Regions from separate parts of the Mus musculus genome. Here region 2 is linked to region 1. Evidence: chromatin loops called from intact Hi-C (ENCODE). Cell type or tissue: left cerebral cortex. All regions are shown on one strand. Each heading gives the region's core, and the rest is flanking DNA. Links, peaks and the distances in the headings are about the cores only.

Evidence for each region. Hi-C counts contacts between places; a loop is a spot of excess contacts. Peaks named below come from ENCODE experiments on the same cell type or tissue, not always from the same donor. Only the 100,000 strongest peaks of a DNase experiment are listed, where the experiment ranks them.
Region 2: it touches region 1 in a loop (3-fold over the local background); 3 of 42 quality-filtered maps call a loop at or near these places.

The regions. Positions count from the first base shown.
Region 1 is chr4:148,334,037-148,344,823 of GRCm38, forward strand. No RefSeq gene overlaps it. Among named protein-coding and RNA genes, the nearest start is that of Disp3, 51 kb to the left of the region's middle. In left cerebral cortex, for the core only: a CTCF peak has its summit at 4,676 (motif pointing left); DNase peaks (open chromatin) are centred at 3,798 and 4,682.
Region 2 is chr4:148,166,168-148,175,548 of GRCm38, forward strand. It overlaps Fbxo2 (F-box protein 2), which reads left to right. Exons shown (of 6, transcript NM_176848.1): 6 at 1-250. Among named protein-coding and RNA genes, the nearest start is that of Fbxo2, 10 kb to the left of the region's middle. In left cerebral cortex, for the core only: CTCF peaks have their summits at 1,085 (motif pointing left), 2,313 (motif pointing right) and 4,798 (motif pointing right); DNase peaks (open chromatin) are centred at 429, 1,055, 2,311, 4,808 and 1 more place; H3K4me3 peaks cover 438 bases; H3K27ac peaks cover 1,158 bases.

The DNA of each region.
Region 1 (10,787 bases), core at 1,336-9,335:
CCAGTAAGGACCCAGGGCTGTTGTCCCAGTGCCATATGGGTATTAGAGCAGAAAAGGAATCAGGACTCAAATGAAGACCTGCTTCGGAGCACGAGACATCTGGGCCGTGATGATTCCTTCCAGGTCTTGCTGTCTTTGGGATTAACCTCATCAACGAGGCCTCAGCAGAATGAGCCACGTGTCAGCAACTCGGTTTTAATTGTCCCTGAGTCTGCAGTCCTATCATTATGCCGTTCCGAATAGGACATGATGGCAGAAGCGTGGCATTGGTTTCGGTGACACGGGGAATGAGGGATAGCATGTTCCGAGCAGCTGCCTGGGGACCCCAACCCCCGCCGTCTCGCCGGGTATTTTGTCTCTTCTTGTAGCTGTTCCTAATAACTACATCAGGCCAGAAAGTGGAGTGGGAAGCTGACACCTTCCATAAAACAACTGTAGAGAGCAGGCCCTGGGGAGGCCCAGCTAACAGGCAGGAAAGAAATGAAACATGGCATGGTAACCAGCAGTGGGGCCAGACTGCTGTGTGGAACACGCACTTGCCCAGCTGGTCATGTGATGCTGTGAGGCTGGAGAGGAACAGAAGAGCAAGGGATGACATGGGCGGAGAGAACAGGAGCCAGCCCCACCCCTCCATCCTGCTCACAGGTCAGAGCATACGCCTGCACGTGTCTTGACTAAGCTCACCTTCAATATAACCACCCAATTTATGTCAGTCAAAAGCCTGGGGTGTCATTTGGAAAAGTTTCAACTGCTTGGAGAATCTGATGGAGAAAGTGTTTGGAGAATCTGATGGAGAAAGTGTTCTCTCTCCAAGAAAAAACGTGCACGAGCAAGCGTTGGGAGTTCACAGCCCAGGGTGCCTCTCTCGGTCCCTAGATAAGCTTTAGTTGAGGCTAGGATGATAGCTGTGACCATAGATATCCAGGGCTTCTCCTGGCATCTGATCCCATGATCTACAGACGGAAAGGTCTTAGAGCGAGGCCTGGGGCTACTCAAGGGAGTGGTGCAGAGTGATGTCAGTTCATTTCTAGTAGTGACACGGACAGGGGAGGCACGCCCCGCTACAGCCCCACTCTTGAGGGGTGGAGATCCCAAAATGGGGCTGTGTAGAAGAATTCCATACAATGTACTGTGTGGGAAAACCCATGTTTCTACCCAACTGCACCTTAAAATCAGCACCTTCTTATAGATACTTATAATTAAACTAATAAATTCAATATAACAAGTAAATATGTAACTCCTTCCCCCAGTGGCCTAGAAAAATACACATCCAAGTCCTCTTTAGGGAAATGGAAGATCTCTCTGTATCCCAGGATACATTTCTCAGTTTAGCCTGTGGTCTCTAGACTCAGTCGTCGCTTTGAACCTGAGGTGACACAGAGAGATAATCGTGGTTGCCTGTAGTAGAGGAGGCGGTTCCCCTCATGGTCGTGGGGGGGGGGGGGAAGCAGGGAGGAAGGGGCTAAGGAGAAGGAAGCTCTTAACAGGGCCCAGCACCAGAGATCCATTCTCTAACTAAACCCCACCTCCTTCCTTTCCTGAGCTCCCAACAGCATCAAAGAGAGATTGGTTGACTGATGAGGTCAGAGGTTTTTTTAGTTTTTGGTTTTGGCCTTTGGCTCCAGAAAGTTTAGTCCTCGGTTGGTTGGCTCTGTTGCTTTGAGGCCTGTGGCAAAACAGAACGTTACGGTGGGAGAAAGCTGCTCAAATAGCGGCAGCCTGAAAGCAAAGGAGAGGAAGAGGCCTGCACACCTTTATCCCCTTGAAGGGCACTCCCCTAATGGCCCACCTTCTCCTCAGTAGTAGTGAGCTCCTGCAGCCTCCACTGCCTCCCTGTGGTGCAGAGGTTGAAGACCAATCCTTTGACACTTGAGCCTTTGGGGAACAATAAAAATCCAAGCTATGAACCTATGTTTTCCAGACTCTCTTGCAGCTATGACTCTGGGCTCAAAAATGGTCCTGCTGACCTAGTTAGTGTTTGATGATGGACACTAAGACCTGTGATGTGGTGACAACCTAAAAGCTACTTTGAAAGGCCAGCCTAGCAGACTCAACAACACCTAGGAAGGCCACACCTGTCTGTCAAAGGCAAACAGCACAGGTGAAAAGACATTTTTTTTTTTCAGCTGGGGAGTTCTTACGGTGCAGGAAAATCAGGAAATACAGAAGATCCAGACAAGAGACAAACGACAGGAGGCAGCACAGCCTAGTGACAGTCACCAACCTGTGCTTTATGTAAATCTGGTCTTTGATCTGCCTTCCCCTGGCTGTGTGACTTTGAACAAAGTTATTAACCTCTCTGGGCCTCCATATTGTCATCTATTTAGGAATAACAGAACCTGATTCCAGTTCTATGGGATGAAATAATGAAGGCAAAGCAGTTAGCCCAGTGCATGGTAACACTTAGCAACATAAGCCGTCCTCAGCACATCAGATGAGAGATTCATAAGCTTCATCAAATGGGAGTCCTAGGGATAGCATATGTCACCCTTACAGCCTCTCTGTGAGAAAGGTAAAAGAGGCTCTGAGAGGTGAGCCTGTGGGTATTGGAGAGCAACCCAGACCCCCCTGAGCCCATGTTTGTCTCTCAGTGAGGTACACAAGGGTCTTGATGAACCTTTTTGGGAGGAGACTTACCAGGAATCTGAGGACCTAATACCCTGCCTCTCCCTACCCAACTACAAAGGGAATCCTGGCTGCACCCACTTCCTGGACTTAGGGGTCCCGGCATGGAGCCAGGACAACCATCACTGGTTGAGCACAGAGAGCAAATTTCACTTCTCAGAGCCTCTGCCCAGCCTCCTTCCGCAGGACTGTGAGCCCTGTAGTCTGGGACAGGGGACTGTCTCTTCCTGAGAGGGGACAGCAATACTCCATCCACCAGCCCCAGTAAACCAATGACCTCTGAGTGTCACATGGAATTATGGCAACTGCCAGCCGGCTAAGGACCTGCCAGGCAGGACCACGGTCTCAGCAGCTGGGGGCAGGCCCCACACTTGGCCTGTCTGAGTTTAGGGAGACAGAAGCAGATGCGTCAGGAAGCTGCAGCTTAGACCTGAGCTTACCTGGGACTGTCCCTTTCAGAGGACTCCCTCCCCCCAATTGGAGAGAGAGGGGAATCCTTTGTATATACACGCATCAGTCAGCCATTGACAGGAGACTGGACCCTACAGAGAGGTATGAGAGAGAGCCTGCAATTCTGAAGCCAAGGACAAGGCCCTGTGAGGAGGTGGAAAGGGGAGGAGGGTGTGGCTGTCAGCTGTTAGCAGCTCATGAGCCCAGCACTGGGTTGGGCATATGGTCAAGAGAAGGTGACCTGGAAGGGCGGTGCAGTACCAAGAACACCCTGTGTGACCTTGAAGAAACCTCCCTCCTCTCTGGCTCTGGGACGCCTCTCTGGAAGCCTGGGTATAGGGCCTGTGATGGGTAGGAGGAGGCCCTAAAGAGATGGGGCCTTCACTCCTAGGATCTGTGGCTGGGTGCCAGGCAGGGATTAGGTATTTTCGAGTGAAGTGCCTTGAAATAGGCGGCCACCCAATCTAATAACGTGAGTTGTTTTGGGCCAGGGTCTTCCTTAACTGTGGGGTACAGAGAAGTGGGCCAGGGCATCTTGTTGGCTTTGAAGACTAAGAGGGGATCAAGGAATGCAAGCACCTTTAGACTCTAGAGAAAGCAAAGAACCCTACTCTGCTCTAGACTCCAGAAGTGTCCAGCGCAGCCAACACCTCAACGTCAGCCCAGTGAGATCTATTCCGAATGCCACAGCCATAGATTTGTATCACGTGGAGCCTGCATCTGGGGCCTGTCCTAGTTAGCTTAACTGCAGATATGACAGGACCCTGAGTCATCTGAGAGGAAAACCTAGATCACACTGGCCTGCTGGGGACTGTCTACACTGTTAACTGATATCGGGGGAACCAGCCACTGTGAGCAACTCCATCCCTAGGTAGGTGGTCCTAAGTTATAGAAGAAAGCATCCTGAGCATGGGCCTACCCATGAGCCAGGGAGCAGGGCCAGCAGGGCCAGCAGGGCCAGCAGGCACTGATCCTCCATGGTTTCCATCCCAGTTCCTGCCTTGAGTTCTTGGCCTGACTTCCTCAGTGATGGAGTAGTATGGCCTCTGAGTTGTAAACTGAAATGGTCCCTTGCCTTCCCAAGCCGGTTTTTTTGGCCATAGTGTTTACCACAGCGGCGGAAAGGAACACATAGGACAGGACAATTTATTCTGGCAGTCACAGGAAAAGATCCCTGGCTGCTCCAAGATGCTCAGCACTGTCTAGAAACAGCTGGCAGGTCTGGATTGGTGCCAGAAGGCACAGGGACCCAAGGCCTACCTTGTCCCATAGAATTTTCCTCAGTGACGGAAAGGTCTAGACTCTATTCTGCTGACCCGGTGTGGCAGTCGAGCACTTGAGAGGGCAGTATAGAGGGAACTGTTTATTTTTTTCTTTGATTTTGATTTAAACTGAAATAAATATCCACTCATGGCCCAAGGCTCCTACTTGAGCAGAAAGTTCCACTAGTCAGCACTGGATAGAGCTCATAGCTAAGAGAGAAACTGAGCCTGCTGAGGGGTCACAGGGTCCTTGTCCTCGATGAGTCCAGATGTCTGCCTTCCCTTGGCTCTCAACATAGCTCTGCTAACTGTGTCCTCACACCCCAAGCTGCCCACTCCCCCTAGTGGTGTACTCGTGAGCACTTGGCCACTTTCAAGAGTCGAGGCACATGTCTTGGCTGGAAGGAGGCTGTGAGGGCCAACGGGCTCTGGCAACAGGTGCTGGAGTCTGCACCCTACCTATCTAGGACATGGCTGCTCTTGCCGCTGGGATCCGAATATACAGCAGCAGCCACTTGCTTTGTAGTGTCGAGCCCCTGGCCAGAAACACTTGAGGAAAATTCTGCACACCTGAGGAATGTATTCCCAGCCCGGGTGTATGTGTATGTATGTATGTATGTATGTATGTATGTATGCATGTATGTATGCATGTATGTATGTACATGCATGTATGTATGTGTTGTATGTGTATATACATGTATGTATGTATATTGTATGTGTATGTGTATGTGTGTATGTATGTGTTATATGTGTATGTATGTATGTGTGTATGTATGCATGCATGTATGTGTATATGTAGTATTGTGTGTATATGTGTGTGTATATGTGTGTGTATGTTTGTGTGTATGTGTATGTATGTATGTATGTATGTATGTGTGTGTATATATGTGTGTATGTGTATGTATGTATGTGTGTATATGTATGTGTATGTGTGTATGTATGTATGTATGTATGTATGTATGTGGAGGTCAGAGGCTGGCCCTTCTAATTTTCTAGACAGGATTTCTCCTAAACCTGGAACTTACCATTCTGGCTAGACTTGTTGGTTAGCAAGTCCTGGGGATCCACTTGTCTCTATTCCACTGACACGGATTACAGACACATATTACCATGCCCAGGTTCTTATGTGGATGCTGGGGATTTGAACTCTGGTACTTGAGCTTGCACAGAAAGCACTTTACCCATTGAGTCTTCTCCCCAGCTGCCCACCTCCTTTTACTTCTTACTTTAAGACAGGGTCTCACCAGGTTGCCTGAGTTGGATCTGGACTCTAGCACAGGCAGACCTTACACTTGTGGTCTTGCTTCAGCCTCCCATCTAACCAGGGAGACAGGTCTGCACCACCATGACTTCTTGGAGAGGAATACCCTGAGTTACTTAGAGTTTGTCTCTGCAGAGGTATCTGGGCTCCTAGGAGGCCAGACGCTTGGGGTGCTCTCAGGATGCAGCCATCGGAACATCTGAGGTTTAGGGTGTCTTTTTCTTGCTGGAGTGGTGCTAGCCCTTGGTGGATTTGTGGAGGGATGTGACCCATTCCTTAAAGGTGAGGAAAGGGTTGGTGAGATAAGCCTGATAACCTGAGGTCAATCACCAGAACCTATGTGATAGAAGGAGAAAACACATTTTTCTCAAGAGTCCACACTCAGACAAGCACACACATGCATACATATAAATCGTTTAATTTAAATATAAAGAGATGCAGGTCAGAAAACACTGCTTTCTCCTGGTCTGGCCTGGGAGAGAGCTACCGTTTCTGCCCTGTCCCCCCATGCAACAACGCTGGACCCATAGCGGTCCCCCTCTTTTCTGTTCCTGCTTTGTCCCTCCTCTCTCCCCACTCCCACCTCACACCCCTGCCAGGCTCATCAGTGGGGAGGAGAAAGCCATACCAGGTGTACTTCTGGAAAGACAAAGAGAGGTCCAAAGGGGTGTGCGTGTACAAACAGGCCAATCTCCAGAAGAGAGGAGTTGCGAGAATTACAATTGATTTTCCACCATTAACGAAGCATGAGCCCGTGTGATTGCATCTTGAAGAGATTTATAATTATTCATCGAATCTTAGAAGATAATTAAACTTCATTAAACGCAGACATGACAAGCCTTCAGAGCAAGCTGAGACCTCCACTCGGGGTTCAAGATAGGAGCAGGAAATGGGAACGGAGCGCTGTCAGGTGGGAGCTGGGGCTGGAAGAGGCTGTGGGGGCTGGGCAGGGGCTGTTTCCCCAAAGCGCAGCCACTCCTAGGCCTTGCCATCTCAGTCTTTTTGGTCTATCTCAGACACACAGACACACACTCATATACTCACACACTCACACACACACACACACACACACACACACACACACACACACACACACACACACACATCACCAGCCTCTTCCCAGCCCTTCGTATCAAAGGGTCAGAGGGCCAGGCCTGCTCAGAACCCTGGGAGGGGCTTCAAGGAAGAATGGGAAATCTTCTAGACGTGTAGACACCAGAGCAAATGAAGAGATGGGGGAATCCACAGGCTCCCCCAGGTGTGTAGATTTATGCATATGTATGCACTGTTGAGGAAAGCCATCTGCTGAGGTGGTGCACAGGGCATGCCCACAGGGCTGTGGAGTGGCCTGCTCCAAGATCACGTGGTTCAGGAGAAGACACAATGGAAAACCATGGAACTGCTGGCAGCTGCTTCCTTTATGGAGGGTAAGAAGGGATAGGATGGGAGTGAAAATCTCCCCTCAGCTCCACAGTCCATGGCTTTCAGTGTTAAACTGTAGAACAAGCCCCCACAGAGACACAACATGCCACTTTAAAATGTTTAGCTGTGTATAGCTATGATCAGCTATGTGGATGGAGAACCAGACTCTGAGCTAAGTATGTTAAGCACAAAGACATGTTTTCTGTAGGGTGTGCAAAAGTATATTCCAACATACTCTTGTGTGTGTATATGTGTGTGCTGGTCTATGTGGTTGTAGTAATTTTACCCTCTATAGGATCTCTCTATAGATCCAAAAGAGTTAGCTGCAGCCTGGAGATGGCTTCCTGGGCCGGCAACCCTACCCCCACCCTGATGCCCCCGTCATGCAGCCATTCTGAGCCACTGTTCCCAACTTTCGTAACCTCTTCTGAGCACCACTGTCATCCTTCCACCCTTCCTGGCCCCAATGCCACGCTTATACCTGGCCACAGGAGCGGATGCCACAGCCCTTCCCGACACAAACACACCTCCTTCCCTGTGCCTTGCTGCTCCCTGCCAAGGTGACAGACAGAGAATATTAATGAGGTTGCCCTCGCCTTGCCCCCTCACAGGGCTGCTTCTGGCAGGGAGGAGTCTTGCTCAGAACAGGCTGTGAGGGGGGGGTGGTGGCTCCAGAAAGGCAAAGTGCCAGGTCACTGCTGGGCTAGGTGTGACAGGGAGGTAAAGAATGAGTGGGGGTCAGTTGGGACACCATCCCTTACCAAAAAGGCTAAGCTCCCACTCCTGAACCCCATGTCCTTTAGGTCTGGTGCTATGTGACAGAGGGCAAGTCACTTAGCATCTATGTCCCTGTTCCCTCACTAGTGAGCTGGAACATTCCCTTGGTCATGATGCTGATGAGAACAGCCAAGCCACATAGAGTTCCTGGCACGGCATCAGAGCTCAGGGAATGACACGATGATAGAGATCTGTATCGTTTTAGATTCTTTTTATAAATGCCTCTCACCGGTTCACTTTCTAAGGATCCTTATCTCATGGTGAGCTCTCAACGGTAGAGACATGTCATCTGACACCATATTGATACCAAGGAAGGTTTTGTCATATGGCTAAGCTTACTAAGGATAAAGTTGATGTTGAACTAAAATGCTAATGCACAGCCATATTGTAGAGAAGTGAAGAAAGCCTTTAGAAGTCTGATAGAGCAAGAAATGAAAACTAGGTCCAGAGAAGGCATTGAGCTGGCCCTTGAGGCCAATATTCCCTGGAGACAACTGGTCAACCCACTGTGCTGGTGGATTCTTAGAGAAGCAGGAGAGAAGGGCTGAGCCTATGCAAAAATCCTCAAGTCATGCTCGGAGAAGAGCTTATCCGGGCTCTGGTGGCAAAACAGAGGGAGAGCATGCAATTGCCCTCCATGTGAACGAAAACCATGTCCTCTCCCTCATGTGGGTTTGGAGCAAGAATTCATTTTTCATGTCTGTCCTGAAAAGCTATAAGCAGCAAATTGGCCTACACGGGTAGAGGCACCTGGCAGAAACAGAAGGGGTCTCTAAAGATGCATTCTCCCAGCTGGGACCACAAGAGAGTCCCTGTAAATAAAGACAGCCGGGATGTGCTGCGACCCTTCAGAAAGAGCTGGGAAGCCTCCACTGCAGGATGGACATCGTGTGAGGAACCATGGCATAAGGCATATGTATCAGAAGAAGGCACACTATCCCACCCACGGTCACCTTTCTCCATTTTTAACATTTATTTATTTTTACTTATATGCATGGTCATGTGTGTGCTTGTTTGTGTGCACATGTTTTAGGGTGCCCTAAGAGTCTAGAAAGGGTGTCAGAGTCCCTGGAGCTAGAGTTACAGGTCATTTGATGTGGGTGCTGGAACCTAGCTTAGGTCCTGTGCAAGCACTGCAAGTTCTTTTAAACACCGAGCCATCGCTCCAGCCCAGTATACACCATTTTAATGTTTTAAAACTTAGGGGCTACAGATGTAGCTTAGTTGTAGCTTACTTGTCTGGCATGCACGAAGCACGAGTGTAACTTCAATTTTTTCAAACTCCTGTTTTTAATGATGGTTCTTAAACACTTTAACCTCCCTTGTAACCCACCACCCACCAGAGGTAGTAGAAAAGAAAGGATATATGGGGTAAGTGGGCTCATTTAGAAAGGTTCTTTAGAGCCGTTCCATCCACTTACAAAAACTTCATGGATACACCAGCGGTCCAGTTCGGTAGAGTCAAAATACCAAACACGAATCAGCAGCAGTGGCACTACCTACCAGAGACAGCCAGGCCTCAGCTTGGCTCTAGTCAGCGGGAGGGACCAGGACCAACAGGAACGCCAGAACTTCCCAGCTGTGCCTCTCTCAGCAGAGCGAAGATTAAGATCAGTGAAGATGCAAGACTCACAAGCGTTGTACAACTAGCTGTACCAGCAAGCCAAGCTCAGCCTCTGACACTGTCCATTGAGTTCTAGTTATATCCCCCCAGACATCACTGCGTCTTCCAAGGGTCTTGCCTCAGCACATGCGTCTGTCTCAGCTGACATCACTCTGCCAATGAGCCCAAGTCCAAGTAAGCAGCAAGAAACTGCCTCACACCACCAGAAGTTTTTTTTGTTTTGTTTTGTTTTTTTTTTTTTGGTGTGTTTCTCTCTATGGAATCCCAATAAATGGAGCTCAACTATGCAATGTAAGCTCAACTATGCAATAATACATACGTGTTGTTAGCAAAGAATCCTTCATCACATGTCCTTCCACATGCTTGCATTAGCAGAACATCCTCTCTCCTGTGTCTGCTTCAGTGAAACGTTCCTTCACATGTGTGCCCCAGCCAAACACCATCCAACTGACTTTCCAAAGAACCCTTAAGTTTCCACGTCACACCAGGTTCAATTCCCAGCACTGGCAGCATATAAGTGAGGTATTACACACCTGTAATCCCCGGAGGTGGAGGCAGGAGGATCAGAAGTTCAAGGTCACCATCAGCTACATAGAGAGTTTAGGGCCAGCCTGAGTTACGTAAGACCCTGTCTCAAAATAGAATTTAAAAAATAAATCACGAAGGCACTAAGTTCTAAAACACAAGGCCTGTCATGATGGTATACACCTATAATTCCGGCACTTAGAAGCTGAGGCACGAAGATCATAGGGTTGAGGATAACTGGGGCTATGAAAAAAAAAAAAACACTCAGAACACAAACTTTGAGCAGGAGTCAACAGAAACAACACACGCAGACCTGATCCGGCAAACACCGAAGGTCCACATGGGATAGAAAACATGTACATAATCATTTATATGTAAGCACGGGCATTAAGAGTATGACAGGGTCAGCAAGGTGGGTTTAGGAATAAAAGCATTTGCTCTGTAAGTCTGATGACATGAGTTTGATTCCGTGAACTCACAGTGGAGGGAGAGACCTGACTCCCAAAAGCTGTCTTCTGACATGCACATGTGCACAGTGGTCACAAGTGCACCTGTTACTCTCACACACAAATAATAATGATAGTAACAGTAGTGGTAATAATAACAATAATAATAGTAACAAATTTTAAAAGCGGGCCAGCAATATGGCTCAGTGGGTAAAGGTGCTTGCTGCCAAGACTGACAACCCTAATTAGACCCTCAGGACCCCTGTGGTGGGAGAAACCATCTCACTGGCTGAAGCAGTGATTTGAAAAGAGTCAAGGGCCTGGGAATAAGCAGTGTTATAGCAGAAATTCAAAGTATAGTATTAACTAGTTAGGAAATCGCCAGAAGGTGCGAT
Region 2 (9,381 bases), core at 3-8,002, 170 kb before region 1:
TTGGTAGCATCCTCACCTGCCTCGCCCACGCCTTGCACCTGCCTCTCTCCCGCCCCTTCCTTCAGTCTGGTCCCGAGGAAAGAAGGACATGTTGCTTTACTGTAGGATGGCTTTCATTTGCATCTCCACGGGCAGTCGCTTCTAGAATGTACGATCCGAGGGGGTATGGGGCTGCTGCTGGATCCCGCGCTCCTAGCATTGTGCCTGCCTCAAAGTGGGCACTCAATAAATATTTGTCCAAAGAACGCAACAATGGACGCACAGATGAATGGACATCTCCACCACCCCATCGTGCTCCGTCTCCCCAGGGCCCCTGGCCCGGCCTGGAAAAGTACTTGGTGGCCGTCCAGCTGCTCGGGTTTCCAGGGGCTCTTGGGTTGGTGTGGGGCCAGCTGGGCCTGGGCAGGCCAGCGGACAAAGGCTTGGATTGTGAGTCTGAGGAGGGGCTGGCTGAGCCTGGCGCCTGAGGACATCCAAGCTGCCCAGAATCCACAACAGGGCTTGGTAAAGGAGTGTGGGGTGCCTGCCCAACAGGCTCCGTTGGCCCAGTAGTTAGGCTGTGTCTTGCTGCGTTGTTCCTATCCCTCTCTGGAGCAGTTTGGCAGTGACGCCACCAGGTCTGGATAGCATTCTCTTGGGCTTAGAGATGAAGGCTGTGGAGTGGCGCGCGCACACACACACACACACACACACACGCACACACACGCACACGCGCACGCGCACACGCGCGCGCGCACACACACACGCGCGCGCGCACACACACACGCGCGTACACACACACAGAGAAGAATAATCTTGGCTACTCTTTTTATTCATCCCTGCTTTATGCTAGCCTTCCTGGCTGGGCCAGGATTGGTTTTATCTACAAGCTGCCTTTCTGTGCCATGCTTGGGGTAGGCCGTGGGGAGGGTGTGTTAGGCTGTAGGTTAGGCTACTTGCTTTCTGGCATCTCAGCTCCTTCCCAGAATGCTCCATGGCTGACTGGGGGTGAGGAGAGGTCTTGTCACTGTTGTCCTAATAGAGCCACTGTGACCCCCCCCCCCCACCCCCAGCTCTGCCTTCATCTTTTAGTCTGTGGTTTGGTGCCACCTGCTGGTGAGGTGGGACAGCCGCCTGAGCTGGGACTTGCCTTAGTTCCTTGACCCTTCTGTCTAATTGCTTCTAAGTCTCTGTCTTGGGTCTTCCGGGACTACGTGTGTGTGTGTGTGTGTGTGTGTGTGTGTGTGTGTGTGTGTGTGTGTGTGTGTGTGACCCGTTCTGGTGCCCATAAAAGAAAAAGCATCAGATCGCCTGCCTTTGGAATTCTAGGTGGTTGTGAGCCTGACATAGTGCTGGGATTTGAATGTGGCTCCTCTGGGAGAACAGCAAGTGCTCTTAACCTCCACGCCATCTCCACTCCAAACTCCCCAGCTCCCCCGTTCACCCCAGTCCTTTCTAAGGGGACTCCGAGTCTGAGGGGAGGGCAAGGTCCCACCCACCTTAATTGCTAATCATAAGAGGAGCGACTGGTGGCCTCGGGCCTAGCGTAATGGAAGGGAGCATAAACTCGTGAGCTTGGGTTGTAATGAATGTTAGGTAAGGTAGAGCTTTAGGGCAAAGGACTGCAATATGTGTGTGGAGCCTACCTGGCTCAGAAGAGGGAGCCCAGAGCACTGAGGCTGTCCTTTCAGGCCAAAAAAATTAAAAAAAAAAAATAAAAGAAAGAAAAAGGCTTCTCAAGGGTCAGGAACCCACCTAAGAGACCCAAGGAGTTGGCTGAAGTGTGGCGTGACAGTTAAATTCAGTAGTTCTGGGAGACCATCTGGTTGACAGAGACGTGGCGGTCAGGAGGTTGTGTTGCTCAGGGAGGTGAAGTGTGAGTTCTTGGGCATCCCAGTGGGTGCTTGTTGTCCACTCAGATGTGAACAGGGATTGTCACCACCCTTCCCTAACATGAAACAGAATAAGATGGCAAGTGGCACCCGGAATCAACATAGCAATACAGTCAGTCTGCATTGGGGTACTGTGATCCACGTTCATTCTTTTTTTTTTTTTTTAAGGTTTATTTATTTATTATATGTAAGTACATTGTAGCTGTCTTCAGACACTCCAGAAGAGGGAGTCAGATCTCGTTACGGATGGTTGTGAGCCACCATGTGGTTGCTGGGATTTGAACTCTGGACCTTGGAAGAGCAGTCGGGTGCTCTTACCCACTGAGCCATCTCACCAGCCCCCACGTTCATTCTTAACCCTCAACTGGGCTGAGCCCACCACCCTGGAGGCATCGAGGAGGAGCTGAGGTCAGCGTTCCTCAAGGAAAATTCCACGTGTCAGCCAGCAGGTGGCAGCCAAGGGCTCTCTCTCTCTCTTAGGGCAACAAGTTGAATATGCATTGCTACTGAATATGAGTTGAATGTGACTTCCTACTACATGTCAGGAAGAGATCACAGTTAGTCAGCCTCTGCTGGCGTTCACACTGTAGAGGGAGAAACATGACTAACAAACAATCAAATGAAGCCAGCGGCCAACATGAGGTGACACTCTCCCTACTCAGTGGGCGCCCATTAAGAACTGTGCTGGAGGCAGAGGCAGGTGGATCTCCATGAGTTTAAGACCAATGTGGTCTCTACATAGTGAGCTCTAGGCCAGCCATAGTTACACAATAAGACCCGGTCTCAAAACAAAACAAAACAAAACAGAAAACCACAACCCTCTCCCCCAGAAAACCCCAAATCAAATATAGTAGCAAGAAAGGATAAAAACTATCTTAAATATCAATTTTTATTTCTTGTATGTATATGTGTATGTGCATATGTCTCTCTGTGTGTAGCCACATGGGTGCGGATGCCCGAGGAGAGCACCCTATCCCTTGGAGTGGACGTTACCATTCGTTGTGAGCCTCCTGGTGTGGGTTCTGGAAACTGAACGAGTCCTCTGAAAAGAACAGCAAGTGCTCTTAGGTGCTGAGCCATCTCTCCAGTCCCTGTTCTCTCTCTCTCTCTCTCTCTCCCCTTCCCTCCCTCCCTCCTTCCCTCTCTCTCCCTTTCTCTTTCTTTCTTTCTTTCTTTCTTTCTTTCTTTCTTTCTTTCTTTCTTTCTTTCTTTCTTCCTTTCTTCCTTCCTTCCTTCCTTCCTTCCTTTCTTTCTTTCTTTCTTTCTTTCTTTCTTTCTTTCTTTCTTTCTTTCTTTCTTTCTTTCTTTCTTTCTTTCTTTCTTTCGAGTGAGACAAAGCATAGACAAGGCAGGCAATTTCCCTGAGGTCACACAGTCCTCTAGTCCTTCATAGAAGTGGGATTCTAGCCAGCTACTCAGGGACCTGGTCTCCACAGCAGCGCCAACAAAGGAGTACTGAGGGTGACCGGGTTGCTCGGCCAAGGGCATCAGGAAGGATCTCTGTGAAGGGACCTTTGAAGACGATGAGGAGGCCCCAGCTATACAGAGGTCTGGGACAACACCACCACACGGGCAGCCAAAGCAAAGGCCCTGGGCTGGGAATGAACCTACCTACAGCAGGAATGCAGCCAGCATGCCTGGAGCAGTGGGGACACAGCTTGCCGCTTGCCGTGAGCTTAGAGATGCAGATGCTAACCCAGAGAGTCTCCCCAGGACGCGCTGCGCACTGTGCTACATGGTGTGACATGAGCTTCCGCTAGGGACAGGAAGTTTCTGGGAACCGGGGATTAGATAGCAGCAGTTTACAGACTTGCCCGTGGAACCACATTTCCAGAGAACACTGGGTGACCGGACGGTAGCAGTGACGACGGTGTGGTCACCGCAGTGTCTTGCAGCGGCAACAGGCTCAGGCTGAGGACTCCTGTGCTGGTTTTCATTGTTAAGAGCTCACGTTCAGGCTGGGTGGTGGCGCTCGCCTTGAACCTCAGCAACACCCGGGAGGCAGAGGCAGGCAGATCGCTGTGAGTTCCGGGCCAGCCTGCTCTACAAAGCGAGCCCAGGACAGCCAGGGTTCTGTTACCCAGAGAAACCCTGTCTCCAACCCGCCTCTCCAGAAGAGCCCAGGTTCATCCTACCTGCTCACCAGCCGTTTCAGGGAGAGCTGCGTCCTCAGGCAGGGCGCCCTGCTTTGCTTGCCTTCTCCTTTTCTTCCCATCAGGACCCCCAGGCTGTGGAATGGCGCCGCCATCCCACATTCAGGGTGGATCTATCCACCTCATTTAACCCAATCAAGAAACCTCTCACAGACAAGCCCAGAGACTTGTCTCCTCCACTATTGTAGGAGCTGTTAACTAGTCATAGGTGGGAGAGGCTGGTTGCTCATGAGGATATCGGAAGTGGCTTCCAGCTCAGGGATGAGCTAAGTCATTACGGTTCAGGATCAGACATGGGATCCTACTGGAGCCAGAGCAAGGATGAGCTGGGGGCTGAAATGGACATGACATGGAAGGTGACTTCAGGGTTCTAGCATGGGTCATACCCCCAGGCAGATTGAATGAGCACCAGGGGTGCCAAGACAGTTTTAATTAAGGTGTCATAGGATGTAAATGGATTTTCTTGTATTTTCCTGGTGATTATCTCTGTTTAGCAGCTTTGTAATGGAAAGATCGCTTTTTAATTAATGTGTATGGGTGTTTTGCCTGCATGTATGTATGTCAAAGAAGACCCAAAGAGGGCATTGGATGCCCTAGAGCTGGAGTTACAGATGGTTGTGAGCCACAATGTGGATGCTGAGAACTGAACCCAGATCCTCTGGAAGAACAATCAGTGCTCTTAGTCTCAGATCTATCTTTCCAGATTCTCTTTCTTTTCTAATTTGTCTTGTAAATAGATTTGAGAAGGGAGCAAGGGGCAGTTCCTCTTGTGACCACCAGATGGCAGCATCATCAAGGCGGTTCTCAGCTTGGCGGCCTCAGACCTGAGATTTGAATCCAAAGCCCAACCAGGCTCCTTGCTGAGGGCTCAGTGCCCATCCCCAGGGTCTTTGAAGAGGCTCAGCCTTGGGGTCTCTCCATGCAACTTGTCTTTTGTTGTTTTGACACAGACTTTCAAGTATCCCAGGCTGGCCTGAGGCTGACATTGAATGTCTGCTTCTCCTGCCTCTGCTCTTTGGTCCTGGAATTGCAGGTGTGTACCACCATGCTTGGTTTAGGTTCAGGCCTGAACCTACAGGGGGTTGGAGGTGGTCTTTAGATCTGGGGTGCTCCTGCACCCCAGCAGAGCCCTGGGCCTTCTTCAAGCCCCCTCGGCTGAAGAAAGCTTAGGATACCCAGACAGATCCTATTTCATCTCCTAGTGAGTCCACTGTCCCCCCCCCCCTTCCCCCAAATTAAACCTAATCTTGTGTTGACTCTGCTGAGCAGGGAGAATAATGCAGGAGATTAAGACAAGATGGTATTCAGTCTCCTCCAACAAAAGCCAATTAATTGCTGGTAGGATTATCTCGCTGAGTTAAAGCTGCTGTCAGCTCGGCAGACAACTAGGGTGCTTCAGCTCAGGTCTGTGCTGACACAGCAGCAGGAGAGATTCAGGGAGATATTAGGAAGAACTGTCTGGGTGGGGAAGGGGGTGTGAGGATGGTGGAAGCAGCCATGCGGTGATGTGGTCAGATGGGGAGCTCTGTGGAGTCCCCCATTTCCAAATGTGTATCCTGCCTTTGCCTCCTGAGGCCAAGCCACCTGATCACCTCCATCCCAGGCCACCTGGGACCTTTCTCTGCTTTTTGGGCCACCTCCCATCAGTGAATGTGGGGTCAACCTCCTCCTCTCCCCTGACTCCCCTTCTTTCCTTTTCTTCCAGGAGTCAGGAGACACACATGTCTAGGGACAAGAACACACATTTAGTTTAGGCCTGTAATCTCAGCTACTGGGAAAGCCGAGACAAGAGAATAGAAAGTTCTAGGCCAGCCTGGGCTACAGAGTGAGTTCATCTCTAGCCTGGGCTAGAGAATGAGGGCAATTAGGCAAACTCAGTCTCAAAAATAAGAAATGAAAAGAGGACTGGTGATACAGGTCAGAGATAGAACACTTGTCCAACATATGGGGGGGGGGCTCTGGGTTTCACCCCCAGCACAGAGGGAAGAAAAGGAGTGGGGGTTTGCAAACTGACACACTAGGGTCTCCCCTGGATTTGCCGCTTCTCTTTATAGAAATAAAGGTGCAATCTGGATCCTGAGGGTCCTGCCCTGATGTTGCTCAGGCTAACCTGCCCAGGGCACACCACACACTGTGGGCTGCAGGAGGAGAATGGGGTGGGGAAGGAGCTGTCCCCACTCATGGGTTTCCCATACTACCTGTCTGAGTTGCTGTCCACTTCCCTACACAGCCCTCCCAGAGTGCTAACCTTTGTCACCCTGAGTGTACAGAAAGAAGCTGGTGTTCAAAGAGTTCCCCCTACCCCACTCCCCCTCACACTGTACCCTGTAGAGCCACAGGGGTCCAGGGCCCCCCAAGGTACATATCCTTCCCTCAGGGCTGTGGTACATTTTTTTAAAAGATTTATTTATTTATTTATTATATGTAAGTACACTGTAGCTGTCTTCAGACACTCCAGAAGAGGGAGTCAGATCTCGTTACGGATGGTTGTGAGTCACCATGTGGTTGCTGGGATATGAACTCCGGACCATTGGAAGAGCAGTCGGGTGCTCTTACCCACTGAGCCATCTCACCAGCCCGGTACATGTCTTATAGATGGATGAAGCCCTGTTTTCGGCAGATGGGAGGCTGTGGCAGACACACTGTGCTGGTCAGTGGGATGCGTGGCTCCCCTCTCCTTCCACTCTGTGGGAAGCCCAGTACCCTATCCATCGGAGAGCACAGCTTCATTGACTTTGATCTCTGAGTCATTGGTATTTTCCGAACACAACAAAAATGTCCCTGAAGTGCAGTGTGAAGTCCAGGATGTGTCGCAGCTGTGTGCCCGGTGTGCTAAGCACCGTTCATCTCTGGTTGCAATGCACTAGGTCATTCCATCTGGAGGCTCAGAGAGGGACAGCCTGGATCTGTGTCACACAGCACACAGCAGGGTGCTGGACCCTGTGGATGCCAGTCCCGCAGAGCAGGGGGGAATCGTGCAGAGCCCAAGGGGTTTCCTGAACCCAACAGTGCTTCCTACACTGGGCCTGGCCTGGGGGGATGCACCTGCACCCAAGCTCTTATTAAGCCCCTTCTGTATGCCAGACACCTTGTTATGCTTCCAGGAGACAACAGTGACCCAAAGGGGCCTCATCCTGGAAGCTCAGACAGTGTGAGAGACAGACTTTTTTTTGGAAAGGGGGAAATTGCCCACTCTGTGACTCATCACCTCTGTCATAGACAGGTGTGGAACAGTGAAGGAGCTGTGAGGGAACAGTCTCTTTAGTTTGGATGGCCAGTCAGGGAGGGCTTCCTGGAGGAGAAGGCGAGTGGACCCTTAGCCTCTGAACAGGGACAAAGAACTTCCATGTTAGGGGACATGGGCTCCCTGGCCCTTCCTGACCCATTAGTGTTCTATGGTGGGACAGGGACGCTCGTGGATTTTCTTCTGTCCTTAGATGGTGATTGAATGTGGGAGGAGATGGCTTCAGACAGTGGGCTGTGTGTGAGGAGGACAATCGAGTCCGGAGACCCTCAAAGCTTCTTAAAGACAGATACCTCAGGGAAGAAAAAAAAAAAAAAAAGGAAAACAAGAAAGAGGGAATCGGGCGGGGAAAATGATTTTCTCGCTGGCGTTTCCAGGGGAATTAAATCCTCTTGCTCGTCACCAGCGAGTGGAATAATCCAATCTATGAGGCAGAAGCCCCCTCCTATTTATTGCAGAGCCTTTGACCTAACAGTATCGGGCTGCGTTTGAAATCAGACCATCCCGGGGAGGGAGCGCCGGAGGGAGGGAGCGCCAGCCCCCGGACCAATTACTCTGCTCGCCGACACCAGAAAAATGAATTATTCCCCGAAAGCAGCCTCCTCGGCTGATGAATTCTGCACTGCAGAGCTGCGGAGTTCTCCCAAATTGAATCGAAGCTTTGAGAGATGTTTAAAACCAGGTGGAGTGTGTATTGGTGGAGAGGGGGTCCGACAGCCTTAGGGGCTTCGGCTGCTGGCAGGGGCCCAGGGAGGGAGCGAGGGATAGCCCACTTTCTTGCTGCAGCGGTCTCCTGTGCTCAGCTGGGGCGAAATGCTTTGTTCCCAGCCGGAGGCTCAGAGAGGCCAGGTTGTCTGTCTGAGGCCACACAGTGAGCAGGTAACCATGGCAACCTGGTACCTTTCCGTCCCTGTCCTCCGGGCCTTGCTAGAAACGCCTCCTCATCCCTCTCCCTCCCCGGGAAGCCCAGATTGAGCACGTTGGCTCTGAGCAAGCGCTTCCCACTCGGAATCGCTGAATCTATAAGCTGTGTGACCTGGGGCACCGAGCTCCATCTCTCTGGGCCTCGGCTTCCTGACCCCGCTCCCAGTGATGCTAAATAAAATCTTGGATTGCCACCCTGGCAGCTACAAATGACAGAAACATTTGTCACTCCAAGTGGCCAACTAAAGCAAACTTGGCATATTAGTCAGAGTCCCCTACAGGCGCAGAACTGATAGGATCGGCATCTAGAGTGAAGGGGAACGGATTAGGCTGCGTTATAAGCTGTGCTCTGGGTAGCTCAACAACTCTGCCTCCTGATTAAAAGGCCGGCCGAGAATCCGGTAGTTGTTCAGTCCACGCGGCTGGATGTCTTGGCACTTCCAATCCGATGCTGGCTCTCTGGAGGACTCTCAGAGCCCTGCTGATCATTAGTCTGCATTGAAGCCCTGAAGATGTTGACTCTAATACAGGGGAAGGAATGTCTCCACCACAGGGTAGATGAACTTGCCAGAAAGAGTGAGGGCAAGCAGGCCAAAAGCAAAGAACCCGTGTTTTTTAAGGTGGGCTGCCATCAGAAGGCATGGCCCAGATTTAGGATGGGTCTTTCTGCTTCAAATAATCTAATTAAGAAAATTCCTCACAGGAGTGCCCAGGGACTTGGGTTCGAGTTGCTCCAGAGGTAATCAGGTTGACAACCAAGGTTAGCCATCACACCTGAGTTTACATAATGAAGGTATGCTGGAATGTTTGTTTGTTTTTGTTTGTATATTTAGCTTGTGTGTGTGCACATACATGCACATGCCGGGGCATGCATGCAGGAATCAGATGGTAGCTTTCAGGAGTCAGTTCTCTGTACAGAAGCTTCCAGAATTGAACTTGGCTGGTCAGATCTGTGGGGAAAGTATACTGCTCTCTTGTCTTCTTCTACCTCCTCGTGTACAGGAGAGAACTGAGGTTCAACAGATCAGACAGGGTTATACACACCATCGTATGGTATAGCTAGTTAGTACAAAGTGATGCTTCCGTCTGAGTTTCTCTAATCTGATGGGGGAGGCATGGCCTCTGCACCCAGTAGACACTGAGGCCCTGAGGCTGCTCCAATCCTTCTGAGAGGTTGGATCTGGGATCC